Linked DNA regions of Homo sapiens: region 2 is linked to region 1. The links are chromatin loops, found by intact Hi-C in ENCODE. Cell type or tissue: A673. All regions are shown on one strand.

What was found. Peaks named below come from ENCODE experiments on the same cell type or tissue, not always from the same donor. Only the 100,000 strongest peaks of a DNase experiment are listed, where the experiment ranks them.
Region 2: a loop joins it to region 1, with 2.7 times the contacts of the local background. A loop is called at or near these places in 2 of 110 quality-filtered maps.

What each region holds. Positions count from the first base shown.
Region 1 is chr1:101,815,681-101,823,680 of GRCh38, forward strand. The region is part of intron 4 of OLFM3 (olfactomedin 3); the gene reads right to left. Among named protein-coding and RNA genes, the nearest start is that of OLFM3, 180 kb to the right of the region's middle. In A673, a CTCF peak has its summit at 4,589 (motif pointing right); a DNase peak (open chromatin) is centred at 4,601; H3K27ac peaks cover 2,292 bases.
Region 2 is chr1:101,649,843-101,657,842 of GRCh38, forward strand. The region is part of intron 2 of LINC01709 (long intergenic non-protein coding RNA 1709); the gene reads left to right. Among named protein-coding and RNA genes, the nearest start is that of LINC01709, 14 kb to the left of the region's middle. In A673, a CTCF peak has its summit at 3,720 (motif pointing right); a DNase peak (open chromatin) is centred at 3,749.

The DNA of each region.
Region 1 (8,000 bases):
TACTCGGATGAAATGACTGAGGGAGGAATGGGTTTGGGAGCAAAAATAAAGAATCCAACAGGGATAATTCTAAGTTGTTCATGACTATTACACGTATCAGTAGAAACAGCATATAAATCTAGGGAACAGATACTCCTTTGAGTTTTGACAAAACAGTTTTGATGGTTTTTAGCATAATGATGACAGTGAAAGCCAGGGGCTACATATTGCCTCAGAGGGAAGGCATACACAGAAAAGAGAAAGGTATCTAGCACAGAACTCTGTAAATCACAATATTTATAAGACTCATCAAAGAAGCCCAAGAATAAGCTATAAGTTGGATAGAAAAAATAACGTGGTATTAAGAAATCCAAAAGAAGAAAGTGTTTTAAGAAGGATATAGTACTGACCTGTGAAAAACACCACTAAGATGTCTAGCAGCATAAGATCAAAGAAATAACCATAAAATTTGGCAGCAAGAGTCACTGCTGATTACAAAACTCAGAAAAAGTGTGGTGATCCCAGAAAATGAATCGAAGTTGGTTTGAAAAGAACGTAACCAAAGTAGCAGCTATAAAAGATTCTTTCAAGGGAAAAGAAGCAGGGAGACAGGAGTAGGAAAATATGAGATTACAGGAAGTTTTTATTGTTGTGCTGATGATGGTTAAGAAAGGTTTGTTTATAAAAATAATCTAGTAGGGAGCAATACGCTGATGTTGTGAAAGACAATAATTAAATAAATGAATCCCATGAGCAGATGGTAGTTTAATCTGTTTAGTAACCATGAGTAATCATGTGCCTATCTTTCCTTTTATAATTTTTGTGTGTGAGTGTCTGTCTGTTTTTACTCCCATCAATTTCACAGGAAATGTTCTTAGAGTGGTATATTCCATCCAGGTTTGAACACTGAGGCATGAGTTAGGAAGCCTGGTTTCAAATCTAGGCCACAGCATTCAATCATTGTATGAAGTTGGACAATGCCTTATTCTCTGGAGTGGAATTTCCTCATCTATAAAATGAAAATTCTGAAGCTTGACATTTTTTCATTTTAACTAAGGGAACATTGAATAGATAGTGGATCAATAGCATGTATATGCTGGTGGACAGAAGGTGGTATTTGTGGTTGTGGTCAAATAAACACCATCAGCGTTATGTTTATGATCACCATCATCTACCCTTATTCTCAGGAAGCAAAAAGCTGACAGAGCTCTCGATGTTGATTTCTTCTTAGTAGATGCTTCCCTTACAAATGGTTATTGATTTCCTAAGCTAGAATTCATCTTGCCAAATGAAATTAACAAAATTAAAGTTACAGGAATGTATAAAACTGGCAGTGTCTTTGTTTATAATTTTGTGTACCTTAGTGTTAAGTAACATAGGTATCTCCAGATTCTAATGGAGCATAGATACTGTAAAATGTGGTAAAATAAAATAAACAATAAGAGTCATTTTTTACTTCTCAGCTTCCTCACACTAGCCTTTGTTCAAATAAATCATTATCTTTCTCACTTTACTCTCACTTTTTATGAGGACAAAGGGAGCCAGACAGAGAGGATAATTTTCCCAAATGCCTGGAAGACAAATGTTCCTGCAAAGGTGGATGGCAAAGAAGGAAGTTAGGAGTCTTGCTTCATTGATTTTCTCCTGCTATGCTCTTCTGTCTGCAGTAAGATATGAAAACATTAGCATTTATAAAATATTGTATGTGCACATTGCATATATTCAGAAAATGTACTGAAATATACATCTTACCAAATGCAGTAATTGAAGAAAGTGACCGTGACCATTTTATTTCTATCATGACTTTTGGACTTTAAATTTCTTATAGTCAGTTACAATCCATATTTATCAATCAGTAGCTCAGGAAAAGATATCATTTGGGATTCAGCAGGAAGATCAGTTGTTTGGACTAACGAAGTGTAAAAACCATCTGTCCTCTCTTTTATTTGTTTACATATATATAATTATTTCTTATATAATTGTACTCTGTAATATCCTGCACTAATAGCTCTGGATTTGAATCCTAAGGCTATGCCCTTATAAACAAATTAAATGGATTATTGAATATGTTTATGGACAGAATGTTATTTCTTTTTACTTAAGGCCATTAGAGAACTCATGCATTAAGAAATACTTCTGATTTGATCTTTAAAGTCTACCTATTTAGGTACTTAAAATAAGTTTGTCTGTACCATACATTTGGTAGTAAAATAAATTTATATTATTTAAACTTTTATTTGCATGTCTAGCCTTATGAGTTATATTTGTGAGGTAAAGGTAGGGATAAGAATGGATATTTAAAATGTTGTATTGGATAGAGCACCGGAATGAGTTTCTAATGGTTATCTGGCTAATGGGATCAAGAATAATATGAACATTCTAAATAACCAACATTTTTCAAAGTTAACACAGTTTCACCTTTTAAATTATTTTTGAAACTCCCTTGACTCTTCCTTTTACCTTTTCTGGGATTAAGCCTAATTATGAACATATCTTTAAGGAGAAGCCTGTTCAGCATTCAAACTGAATGACAACTTGTGTTATGAAATCCCAACTAATTTTACAATTCCTACTTGACTTTGGAAATACAGGTTTTATATTATTAAGAGGCTCATAACTTAGTTATAATCTAGAAAAATGTAGGAGATAAGAGGAGGATTAATGATAAATAAATATATGATAAAATTTACCAATTACCAAAAATATGGCTAAAATATAACTAAGGTTCCAGAGTTCCAGAAGAAAGAATAAAATGCATAGCAATGGAGACATTGCCATTCTATTTTACAACCTAGAATTTTGGGAAGAGCAAGACTGTTTTTGGTAAATGACTTATTTGAAGATTCAATTTAATTTAAAGGAATAGTCTTATAAATTTCCTCCATTGCATTTCTGAGTCAAATCTCCCACATCTCTACCTCAGGCACACAGCTTGACTTTTTTGTTAATTCCTGCTTTCACTGAGATCTTTCGTGTCTCTTGCTTTAAGTGCTAATAAAACAAAGTATCAGATGTTTTGGAATGAAATACTGCATTGCCATTGAAGAGAGAACAGTTGGCAATGACAACAAACATGAAAAAAGGCTGTGCTTTTATTTTCCTTCCCCCCAAAAGCTTTTTGGCTTTGTAAAAGATATCGATGTGTTTTATATTTGACACACATTGATTTATTTCTTGAAAGCAACTTAAAGCTTTTGATTTTACAAATCAAATTTGCTCTTGACCATTCTGCAGATACTAATTTTTGTCCACTGTGTTTCAGGTATATTGCAATGGTCTCCAGAAATTCAACTAGAACAAGACATTGATTCTGATCTCTCAGTGCAGGGAGAATTTATCTATAAGGGTGTAAAGATTTAAAACAGAAAAACAAATGGGCATTTTCTGTAAAATATGTTAATGTACTAAGTGTCATGGGAGAGTAGGGGAGGTGGTTGTGGGAGACCATGCCAGGGGACTCCAACCACATTAAGGAAAAATCATGGAATAGTTAAAGTGGGAAGGAAGGGTGTCCCATGACAAGGGAGAGCAAGTTCAATGTCAAGAAGGTAAAGAAAGCATGCGCAATTGAGAAACTGGAAGATTAGAATGGTTAAAGCTTAGAGTAAGTGCATGATGAGAACCTGAGAACTCAAGGCCTGGAGAATCAGGCAGAGCCCATTTCATGAAGACAAAGCATGCAAAGGTGTTTGGATTCCATTTTAAAGGTAAACCACTTGAATACAGGTGTAATATAACAAGATTTGTATTGGGGAAAGATCACACTAAATATTTTTTAGTGATGGAGAGCCAAAACAAATGATCAGGAGGCCATTTGAGTAATTCAGTTGAAAAATCATGAATGACACTCTGAATTCGGCTGGTGGAAGTGAGGATGCAGAAGAGCTGGTTTTGAGAAATTGGTGAGGGGGAGATAAAAGATGTGGCGATTGCATGGCGGTGTGAAGTTCAGAGAAGAATTAAGAATGAATCTAGCCTCTTTTTTTTCTACAACAATTGGGTGGATGGTGGTTCTAGTCATTAAATTAAAGTTATTGAGGTATCTGGGGGGGTCTTTATTATTTTGTACTCCACAAAAGACATTATGTATGGGGAAAGAAATCTCAGTCTTTGAACTCAGAAGGACTTCCATGTAAAGTGATTGCCTCTAACATGAATCTTTGGCAAGTTAATTTAAACTTTCTGAGTATCTGTTTTAGTGAAGTTGATACTAATGCCTAACCCAGAGTTCTTGCATAGATTTGAAATAGCACATGCAAAGCAGCTGGCCTAGCGCTTGTCAAGCAGTAGGCATCCAATATTGCTGGAGTTATTGACTTATGTGTCAGTTGTCCCCACTAAAATATAACCTTGACAGGAAGAGGAAGATGGTCTCCTTCCCATCCTTGTATCCACAAATACCTAGCAAAGTGCCAGCACACATTAGAGAGTCAATAAATAATTGTTAAATTAAAATATTAGCCCATAGATACTTTGGTTCTTGTTTAAAAACTAATTTGGCATAAACGGTAAAGACAGTAACTCAAGTCTCTACTTGTGACCTTAAGTTTCTAATCTTCCTTCTGTTAAACATGAAGTCCCAAAGCTGTGTAATAGAACCTAATGCTTCACTAGATGGCACCAAACCATTGCCCTAAAACAGCACTAACAGGAGGGAGTTGGGGCAGAGGACTGGAAAGCTGGAAAGCCTTATTATAATCTACATTAAATATCTATTTGGTGTTCTTAGGGGTGTGTACAAACTTCAATCATGTTTTTTCAGTCAAATTCTCACATCCATACAATTACATTCTGCATATCTAGAAATGTGACATGATTCAATTAAGAACAGGGGACTTTATCCTATTCCATCTTTCATTGGAGTACATTAAGAACTTAGAAAAGGACATTACTGTACCTCATTCAGGCCAGAGGTCCATCGCTGTTGAGAGATTTTCCTAATTTCTCCAAACCTTTAATTTTCTAGTAGAAATAAGCAAAATGGTGCCCATGGTGCCCCAGTGGTCTTGATGACTTATGATTCCTTCGGGATCTTATTTACTATTTGGGGGTAACCTAGATTTTGCAGGCAATAAGACTAGCTTGGTTTTTAGCATCTTAAAATTCATGTGATGTATGCTGTGACATTTATTTAAAAGCAAATCCACTGAAAAAGTGAGGGAAAACACATTCATCATTGTTGTAATTTTATTGTTTCTCTCTAATCCATTTCTACCCTCTACTAATTGGCTGTGTGGGTTGAGAAGCATTTGTGTAGAGTGAAGATGTCTTTGATGAATAAGCCTTCTTGCTGTTGTTACTATATTGCTGATTCTGTAATTATCCAATGTCCCACTCTAGATCTGAGCAGCATAGCAACTGGATTATAGGCCCTTTTGGAACAACTGAACCCCTGATATGCTTTTCTTTCTCTACCCTTTCTGTTAATGGTCCTGATGTTAACATCAGTTTTCTTCCCCAAGTCTATGCATTCTGATATATGGATAATTGGGTATTTGTTTATGTGATAATATTAGCCTTGGAGTTCAAGGGTTCTCAGAGATGAATTGATCCAAACTGTACCAATTGCCAGGAAATGTAAATACTAAATTGAGTGTTAATCAAACTATAACCTACTGCTATACTAAAAGTTATATATTTGATTTCTTCTGCAATTGTCTATATACATACATATATTTATGCACTATATATAATATAACAACATATATAATATATACTACCACACATCTTCTTTCAAGTAGAGTGGCTCTTTTAAAAATAAAAATATGAAGTTTCATTTATTTATTTTTTCAGTAACCATGTGGCTTTATACTTCACTGTATAATGACTGTATGGCTCTGCCTGGACGTTTTCTACATTGTAATTAAGGGTTGTGGTCCAGCGGATAAAATATCCTCTTTGCTCAGGAGATGCTCAATAAGTGGTTAATTGACCTAAACATGTTGGGATAGTAAAAACTAACCAGTTATTGAGATAAAAAGCATGAAAGAGTTACATTCATTGTTTGTGACAATGGCCCCTCTACTAAGTAAATAAGAAACTGAAGGCTGCTAATAATCTATGAAAGCATTTATGAAATGTGGGAACTATTTTCAGTATTTTATAAAGTCATCTCGATTAACTTATATAGCAACCATCTCATTAAATAAGAAAGTTGAATACCGATTTTATTGCTATTTGATATTTGTATTATACTAGTTGCCAAGTTTTGTTTTAGATTAGCTAAAATAAAAATAAATATTGATTAACTAATGCAGTTTATTTGACAATCAAATTCTTTCTAACATTGTGGCCCACTGGATAAAATTAATTAAAAAGATCTGTGATGTTACAGATATTAAGGATCAAGTCCTAAGCATAAGGATGCTATAGAAATATTATGCAAAGTTCAATAGGAAGAATAAAAAGGATGAATGCGTGCCTACTTAGATTAACTATCTTTGTCCAAAATATCGGAAGAGGCTATATTTGGGGGGTTACATGTGGGTTAGAAAAAACAAACAAATGGGGTTAAAAAAGAGCTGAGGAGAATATAGAACTACCCAACTGCAGTACAAATTATTTCCATCTAGGTAAACCAGACAGAATACCTGTAGAAGGAAAGCTCATTTATAAAATTGAGCAAATCCCAGAAGTTGTTTTTTGTGTTGTTCATTCAAAAACATAACTGACATACGTTAGGTTTCAGGGGGTTTACTAACTAGAATCATCCTATTGCCTGTCCTTGCTTCAGTAGAGTGCATTTGTACTTAGCAGATGCCGGCTCACTACATGCAATGCCTATGTGCTTGGGTTTATTGTGACATGCTAGGAAGAGTGAATTGATTCTCAGGGTCTGGAACGGTTGGTTTCTCTATAACAAATGGACCTCCTCCTCAAAAGCAAGTCAAAGCCCTACACAGACAAATCCTACAGATTGTCACTTGCAGAAAATCTTTAACCAGATATTTTATGAGCTAATAGAAAATGCATCTGGATATTTCTTTGTAAACTTCATATTGTTGAGGACACTGGGTAATTCTTCATTTGAGATTTACTTGTTATCTTATTTTATGGAGACACCATCTGGCAAGCCCTGTCACTAATATGGGCATTAAACTAAAGATATTTCTTAATATAAAAAGAATCAAATATAACAGCAGAATTTCCTTATGTAAGCAATGTTTACCTATTGTATATTAACCATAAACTCCACAACTTGAATTATAAAAGCAGAGCATGTAAAATAATTATTTAAGTGCTATGTTAAATAAATAACTTTTCCCTTGCTTAGTCTTATCATGCCCTGCCATTTTGACTCAAATAGGATGTGGCTAAAAAGATGCATTTCTTGTTATGAGTAAAATAGATCATTCTCTGCTACTTGAAATAGGTAATATGGTTGAAAAGTGTAGAAATTATTCCTATGACTCCTTATAGAGTAAATTTATTCACCAGATATTTATTGAGTGACTTTTCTTTGCCAGGTAGTTTTCTAGGCATTGGAAGATACAACATGTAGAGTGAACATGATAGACATTGTTCTTGTCCTCGGAAAAAAAGTCTAGCAAGACACATTATGCTACACATGCAATGATAATGAAACAAGAGAAGTCCAATCATTAGTGAAATATCAGGATTTGGAAGTGCCTAGCGAGGACACCAGCTTAGTCTGGGAGGGCAATGAATGATTCTAGCAAGACACAACATTTAAACTGAGACCTGACAAATGAATAGTTTATCACATGTGGCAGGTGAAAGTGCGTTGATGGAGGCAGGGTACATAGGGGAAGGAGTGTTTCAGGAGCAGGAACAAACAGCATCTTATAACAACTCCATGGTAAGACATTGTAAGGCACACATGACTGGGACTTAGTGTGTGAGGAGAGAAGTGGCAAAAGCTAAGCCTGGAGAAGCAGAAGGGGCCACACATGAAGGGTCACATAAGCCATGGACTGTATCCTACAACATAAGGAATCCATAGGAGATTTTCAACAGAGCAAAATAATTTCAGATTGATACTTCAGAAAATCCCTTTGGCA
Region 2 (8,000 bases), 170 kb before region 1:
TCTTATTGTGTTCCAGACCTTGGAGTAAAGGCTTTCAATTTTTCCCCATTTAGTATGAAGTTAGCTGCGGGTTTGTCATATACGACCTTTATTGTTTCAATCTATGTTTCTCTTATATCCAATTTTTTGAGAGTTTTCCTCATGAAGAGATGTTGAATTTTATAAAATGATTATTCAGCATGGATTGAAATTATTATATTTTTGTTCTTTATTCTGTTAATGTGATATATCATGTTTATTGATTGATGTGTGTATGTTGAACCATGCTTGCATTCCTGGCTGAATCCTATTTGATTATGGGGAATGATCTTTTTGATGTGCTATTGAATTCAGTTTGCTAGTACTGAGAATTTTTACTTTTATGTTTGTTCATCAGGGATATTGGCCTGTAGTTTTCTTTCTCTCTTTTTTTTTTTTATGTTCTTACTTGGTTTTGCTATTAGGGTAATGATGGCTTCAAAGCACAAATGTGAAAGTATTTTCTCCTCTTCAAAGTTTTTGGAGTTTAAGTAGAATTGGTATTAGCTCTTTAAAAGTTTAGTGGAATTCACTAATAAATCCAGCAGGTCCTGGGCTTTTGTTTGGTGAGACAATTTTTATTACAGCTTTGATCTTATTATTTGCTATTAGTATGTTCAGATTTTCTATTTATTCATGGTTCAATCATGGTAGGTTGTATGTGTCCAGAAGTTTATTTGTTTATTCTAGGTTTTCCAATTTATTGGCATATTTATTGTTTCTTTATTGATTTTTTTTTTTTTTTTTTTGCCTGGATGGTATGCCCATTGCTAAAAGTGGGGTGTTGAAGTTCCCTACTGTTATTGTATTGCAGTCTGTCTCTCCCTTTAGATCTATTAATGTTTGATTTACATATTTGGATGATCCAGTGTTGGGTGTATATATACTTACAATTGTTATATTTTTATTATGAATTAACTTTTTTGTCATTATATAATAGTAATCTCTACTGATCATTTTTTATGTCTGTGCTATCAGTTGTAATGTCTCTTTTTCATCTCTGATTTTATTAATTTGGGTCTTCTCTCTTTTTTTCTTAGTGTATGTAAAGTTTTGTTGATTTTGTTTATCTTTTCAAAAAACTAACTTTTTAAAATTTATCTTTTGTATTGTTTTGTAGTCTCGATTTCATTTATTTCTTCTGTGATCTTTATTATTTATTTTCTCCTACTAATTTTGAGTTTGGTTTGTTCTTGATTTTCTGGTTCCTTAAGGTGAATCATTGTCTTGCTTATTTGAACTGTTTCTGCTTTTTTAATGTAGATGTTTATTGCTATAAACTCCTCTAGTACTACTTTTGCTGTATCTTGTAGTTTCTGGTATGTAGTGTTTCAATTTTTCATTTATTTCAAAAACTTTCAAAGTTTCCTTCTTAATTTCTTCTTTGACTCATTGGTAATTCAGGAACATGTTGTTTAATTTCTATGTATTTGTAAGATTCCTAAAGTTTTTCTTGTTATTGAATTCTGTTTTTACTCAATTGTGGTCAGAAAAGATACTTGATATGATTTAAACTTTTTTGAATTTATTGAAACTTGTTTTGTGGCCTAACATATGGTTATTCTGCAGAATGATCCATGTTCTAATGAGAAGAATATGTATTCTGTAAATGTTAGGTCCTTTTGGTTTAGAGAATAGTTGTAACTTAAATGTTTCTTTGTTGATTTTTTTTTTTTGTCTGGATGGTATGTTCATTGCTAAAAGTGGGGTGTTGAAGTTCCCTGCTATTATTGTATTGCAGTATATCTCTCCCTTTAGATCTATTAATATTTGATTTATATATTTGGATGCTCCAGTGTTGGGTGCATATATATTTATAATTTTTATATTTTTATTATGAATTGACTCTTTGTCATTATATAATGACCTTTTCTGCCTTTTTTCATAGTTTTTGAGGTAAAGTATATTTTATCTGATATATGTATAGCTTTTCCTTCTCTTCTTTGGTTTTAATTTATATTGAATATCATTTTCCATCCCCTTACATTCAGTTTATGTGTTTCTGTACAGATGAACTGAGCTTTTTGTGGGCAACATATTATCAAGTCCTTTTTTTTAAATCTATTAATCCACTCTGTGTCATTTAATTGAAGAATTTAGTCAATTTGCATTTAATTTTATTATTGATAGGTAAGTACTTACTACTGCCATTATGTTACTTGTTTTCTGGCTCTTTTGTTACTCCTGTATTCAATTCTTCTTTTCCTACTTTCTTCCTTTGTGGTTAAGTGATTTTCTCTGGTAATATATTTTAATTCACTACTTTTTATTTTTAGTGTATCTCTTAGAGGTTTTTGCTTTGTGGTTACCATGTGGATTACAGAAAAACATCTTTTAGTTATGAAAAGTAAAATAATAATGATGCGTTTGATCTAAAAAAATAAAAACAAATAATAAACTATAATACTACATATTTTATCTCAATTTCCACAACACTTTGACTTTTTGTTGTCTCAATTTATGCATTTTTAACATGGCTTATCTCTTATATTGTGGTAGTTATTATTTCTGATAGATTTGTCTTTTTATCTTAATACTAAATATATGAGTAGTTTACATATCACAATTACAGTATTAAACTATTTTAATGTGTCTATGTACTTACTTTTACCACTGAGTTTTATACCTTCAGATTTTTTCTTGTTGAACATTAGCATCTTTTTCTTTCTAATTGAAAAACTTTAACATTTCTTCTAAGACAGGTCTGATGTTGATTAATTCAGCTTAGTTTTTTCTGAAAGTCTTTATCTCTCCTTCATATGTAAACGATAGTTTTGCTGAATACAGTATTCTTGGTGGACAGTTTTACTGCTTTCACACTTTGAATGTGTCATCCCACTTCCTCCTGGCCTGTAAAGTTTCTGCTGAGAAGTCTATTGCCACATGAATCAGAGCTCCCGAATACGTTATTTGCATCTTTTTCCTTTAGAATCCTCTCTTTGTTCTTAACCTTTCTGAGTTCAATCATTATATGTCCTGAGGTATACTTATTTGGGTTGAATCTCTTTGGTGACCTTTGATTTTCCTATATCTAGATACTTATATCTTTCTGTAGGATTGGAAAGTTTTATTTTATTATTTCTTTGAATAAACTTCTGACTCCTTACAATTTTTCAGTTCCCTTTCAAAGGCCAGTCACTCTTAGATTTGCTCTTTTGAGATTATCCTCTAGCTCTTGTAAGTATTTTTCATTCTTTTTTCCTCTGACTGTGTATTTTCAAATCTCCTGTCTTTGGGCTCACTTATTCTTCTGCTTGATTAATTCTAATATTAAGATCCTTCAATAGATTTTCCAGTTTAACTTGTATTTCTTACCTCCAGTATATCTGTTTCGTTTTTAAAAATTATTTCAACCTCTTTATTAAATGTATTTGATAAATTTCTGAATTGCTTTTCTGTGTTACCTTGGAGTTCACTGAATTTCCTCAAACCTGTTATTTTGAATTATTGATCCAAGAGCTCACACATTGTCATTTCATTGGGATCAGTCACTGCCTTCTTGTTTTTTACATTTAGGGAGTTCATGGTTCCTCATTTGCTCTTATTTCTTATAAACCTCTGTTTATATCATTGCACTGAAGGATTAATCATTTACCTCCGTCTTTACTGTTTGGCTTGATTTATTTTTTCTAGTGCATGTCTCTGCATAGGTATTGTGTTGATTGAGTTCCCCTGGCCCGAGATTGCTGCCTCTTTTATGGCACTAGATGGCTCCCTAAGCCTAGGTTTGCCGTGGCTCTTGCAAAAGTTAGTCTGCCCTTCCTGAATATTGGGGGATCCCAAAGATTACCCCTGGCTTTTCGGGAAGGCTGGCTAGATGTTTGTGGCCAGAGGACCCATGGAGCATGTACCCTACAGTATTATGCTGCTAAACAGCCTCCCTGATTTTGCCAAGTCAGAGAATAGCCACCTTTTTTTTGGCCAAGTCAAACAATAGCCACCACATTTTATGAGCTGAATGTTACTAGCCCCACCCTACTCTTTTTCTCTAGCTGCCCTCAGGAATTTTTGCCCTACAGGCCATTTACAATGCTTCCCATGGGTTGTGGCAGGAATGGTTATCATGCAAAACACAAAAACAAAAACCCCAAGATGATGGGGAACTTGGCTGTCTGCCTTGATTTTACTTTTCCCAGTGTAGAAACTGGAGTGTAGGGTGACTTTTCTGTGTGGTACCTAGCAGCTTCAGGAAGGGGCATTGCAGTTAGAGTGGTCCATTTCTTTTATCATCTGCTGGCAGATTTTCGCTTCTTTGTGATCCCAGTGATTGTCACAGACTTAATTTTGAGTTCTGAGATATTTCTGGTGATCACCTTGGCACTAGGTGGTTGGTTTTGTTTTTGGAGGGGGAGAACAACCAAGAAAGCCAGATCGCTTCTACTCTTTTATTTTGGTGATCTCTCTCTCTCTTTCTCTCCTATGCATCACTGTCACTTTTGATATAGAGTTTTTGAAACTGTCTTCTGACATTGTAATTTTTCTGATTAATAGCATAATTGTTTATGTTTGATAAGTTAAAATATAGAAAAGCACAAAATGATAAAAAGATAATCTGCAATCTTAACATCATGAGTTAGTCACCCAACCATTTTAGCGTTTATCTGCCAATCTCATAATTAACTAGTTGCTCCTTTTTGATGCATTATACTTTTAGCACATAGAGAAACTAGTTTTTGGCCCCTCTGAGCTTTTCCAGACCCCCTTTATGAAACCCTTTGGTCCTCGGCCTTGGTTGTTGGTACTGGTACAAGAAGAGGCATTTTTCCTTTGTTTTCAGTTTGCAGAACATCATGCTGGCAAGTGTCAAAGATAAAGTGGTAAGGACAAATGTTTTTCATCAATAACCTTTGGTAAAGAAGAAAAAATACTGTTTTTCCTCTACCCCTCTTAGGTTCATTGGCTGGAGCCTTGAGAATTAGACTGACAAAAGACAGATAAATAAACAGATTTATCAACAAATGTATGTGCATACCCATGGGAGTACTCAAACATGAGTAATTGAAAGAGGTGGTGCTACGGTTTGAACACTTCTGTTCCCTCTAAAATTAATGTTGAAACTTAATCCCCAAGGAAACTATATTAACAGCGTGGGCCTTTAAAAGGTAATTAGATCATGAAGGCTCCACCTTTATGAATGAGTATAACCTCATAAAGGAGATAAAGATAACTAGCTTTACCATTTTTGCTCTTTGGCCCTTCTCCACATGGGGACATAACATTCACCCCTTCAGAGAATATAGCATTCAAGTTGTTATCAAAAAACATCTTAGACTTCCCAACCTCTGGAGCTGTGAGAAAATAAATTTCTTTTCTCTAGCCAGTCTGTGATATTTCATTATAGCAATATTAATAGACTAAGACAGGAGTTAGAACTTGGGCTTGTGTAGGATCCCAACAAAAGAACAATACACATTTAGGGAATTGAGAAAACAAAAATAAAAGGACATAGAGTTTCTAGAGTGGCAAATCATGAGAAGGTAAATACATGGGGGAAACTAATGGAAGATAGGGCTAGTTAGTAAAGTTTATTGTGGAGTGTCCTCTGTTGACTTCCAGCTGACAAGGGTCTAAAATAGTCTTTGGTGATTTACTTCTGTTCTTCCTGTTACAGAAAAAAGAGGGGACATCTTTATCTTTACAAATTTATATTTTGTCTTTAGGCAAATAGGAAGAAGGCAGAAAATTTTTCTTGTATCTGCTTTTTCTCAGTTGCCTTCAGTTCAAAATAATCCTCATGCTAAAGTAGCATATTTTGAAGTGGGATAGTCTTCTATCCTTCACGTTGCAATGGGGAAGAAGTTCCAGTATTAACTCAGCTTTGATTTGTACAGAGGTACTGGACATTTTTAAGGGAGAATGAGGGAGTGAGGAAGAGGAAAAAGTGGAGGCTTGAGCAGAAATCGTGTATTTAAATTGGTGCTTATCAGGAGGAGATGTGAACTTATATTTATGACAGAAGGTAGTGGTACATGTTGGAGCAAGATGCCCATCAGGCTGGGAGAGAGAGTCAGAGTTATTTCCCTGAAGTTTGCATTTCAAAGAGACAGATCTCAGGTTCTTGAGAAGAAAGTTCTAGATGGTGGGAAACATCAGTCTCAAAAGCAGAAAGAAAGTATTATATTTACAACTTCAAGCTTTCAAGAGTAACTGCCCTAAGAGAGTATTCAGAGACCTGTCTATTACCAGGTTTTGGCTGTAACAAACAATAAATTCCCCTGGAAGCACTGAGCTTTCTGAGGCAGACACCTTAAAGGGGGTTTGGGGATCAGGTCACCCCAGAAACTGTGGTGGTGTTTGTTCAAGCCTCTTAGTGTTGGGGCAGGAAAATAATGGAATCATTTGTGCTGAGAGGCTGCAGTTTTATAGCCGAATATTGAGGTCTGGCCTAGGAGGGGGTTCAGAGGATCTTGACTAGGTTTGAACAAGGAGAGAATCTTTGTCACAAGTAAGGGAATGGTTTGGCTTATAAGTACCTGTCTTTACAGAATATACGTCAATTGACCAAAGGGATGCCAATGAAAAGTTAAAAATTCTGTTAGTTAAAAAAAAAAAAACACATGTGTAGAACTGGGGAAAAGAAGAAAGAACCAGACCAGAAAATATTTCACTAAAGTCTAGATCCAATTAGCTATACTTAATTTGTCTATAGTTGGTATCTGATATAGATGATTAATTACATCATAAATATGAAAAGAGGGAATGCAGCCATGGTTGTATTGAGAATATATAATGGGAAGGGATGGGAAAGGTGAATGGTGCTGAAATGGGAAAATTTCCCTTATCCCCCTTGCAGGGTGTATGATGAAGGTGTGGCTCACTTATTTGATGCCCCGCAGCTCAAACTTCTAGGGGGAGCATGGAGATGGTCAGGTTGTGGGGCTCTGACCTCATAGCAGTGTCTAGGGGTGAATGTTTACGGCTCCTGAAGCCCCAGTGGGTGTGTGTTACAGTGTGCTCTTTTAGTTTTGCCGTGTGTAGGCAACTTGTATTAATCAGCTCAATTAGACCCTTATCACAAGGACAAAGGGCTTTCTGTATCCCAGAGTTCTTGCCTTGGTGTGCTGGAAAAAATCAGATCACACATGGGCTTGGAGAATGAATGCAAGAATTTATTGAATGGTGGAAGTAGCTCTCAGCAGATGGATGGGGAGCCAGAAAGGGGATGGAGTGGGAAGGTGGTTTTCCCCCGGAGTTCAGTCACTCAATGGCTGCACTCTCCTCTGACCACCCTGGGCAAATTCCCCTCAGCATCCACATTGTTCCACTGGTCGATGGCCTGCTGGTGTCTGCTGTTGCCTGTTGGTGTGCTCTTCTGTTCCTCTGCTCCTCTAGACGTCTAACTGCCTGTGTGCTCTTCTGCTGGTGTGTTCCTCTCGATGTCCAGCCACTTGTGTGCATGGCCACTAGAGTCTCAGGGTTTTTATAGGCACAGGATAGGGGGCATGGCAGGTTAGGGTGGTCTTAGAAAATGCAACATTTGGGCACAAAAACAGGAGTGCCTGTCCTCACCTAGGTCCGTGGGTACAAGCTCGAGGGTGGAGCCCTCGCCAGGGACCCTGCCCTTCTTCTCCCAGCATTTTTCTGCCCTTCTCCCATACCAGTGCCACTCTTCTGCAAACTTTGATGAGAGATAATTGTGGAGAATCTGTTTAATTTGGATCTTTATGGTCACCTATCTAAAGTAAGTCTGACCCTTGAAGTTAATCTCATCTCATAGGATTTGATCATTCAACAGAGAGCAAGGATCTCAGGTACGCACATGCATGTATGTGTGTATAGGCAAATGTATTCATAATGCCATTCAGTGTGTAAGTATCTATAGATAAATTATTATTTATATTTGTGTATATTTTTTGGCTCATTAAGGACCTTTTGGGGTTAGGGGACAAACCAGGCACTCTCTCTACTTATGTATATATTAAAAATTTTTTTTGTCACTTTTTTTAAAGTATCAAATATGTTGTTTCCTTTCTTTCTTTACA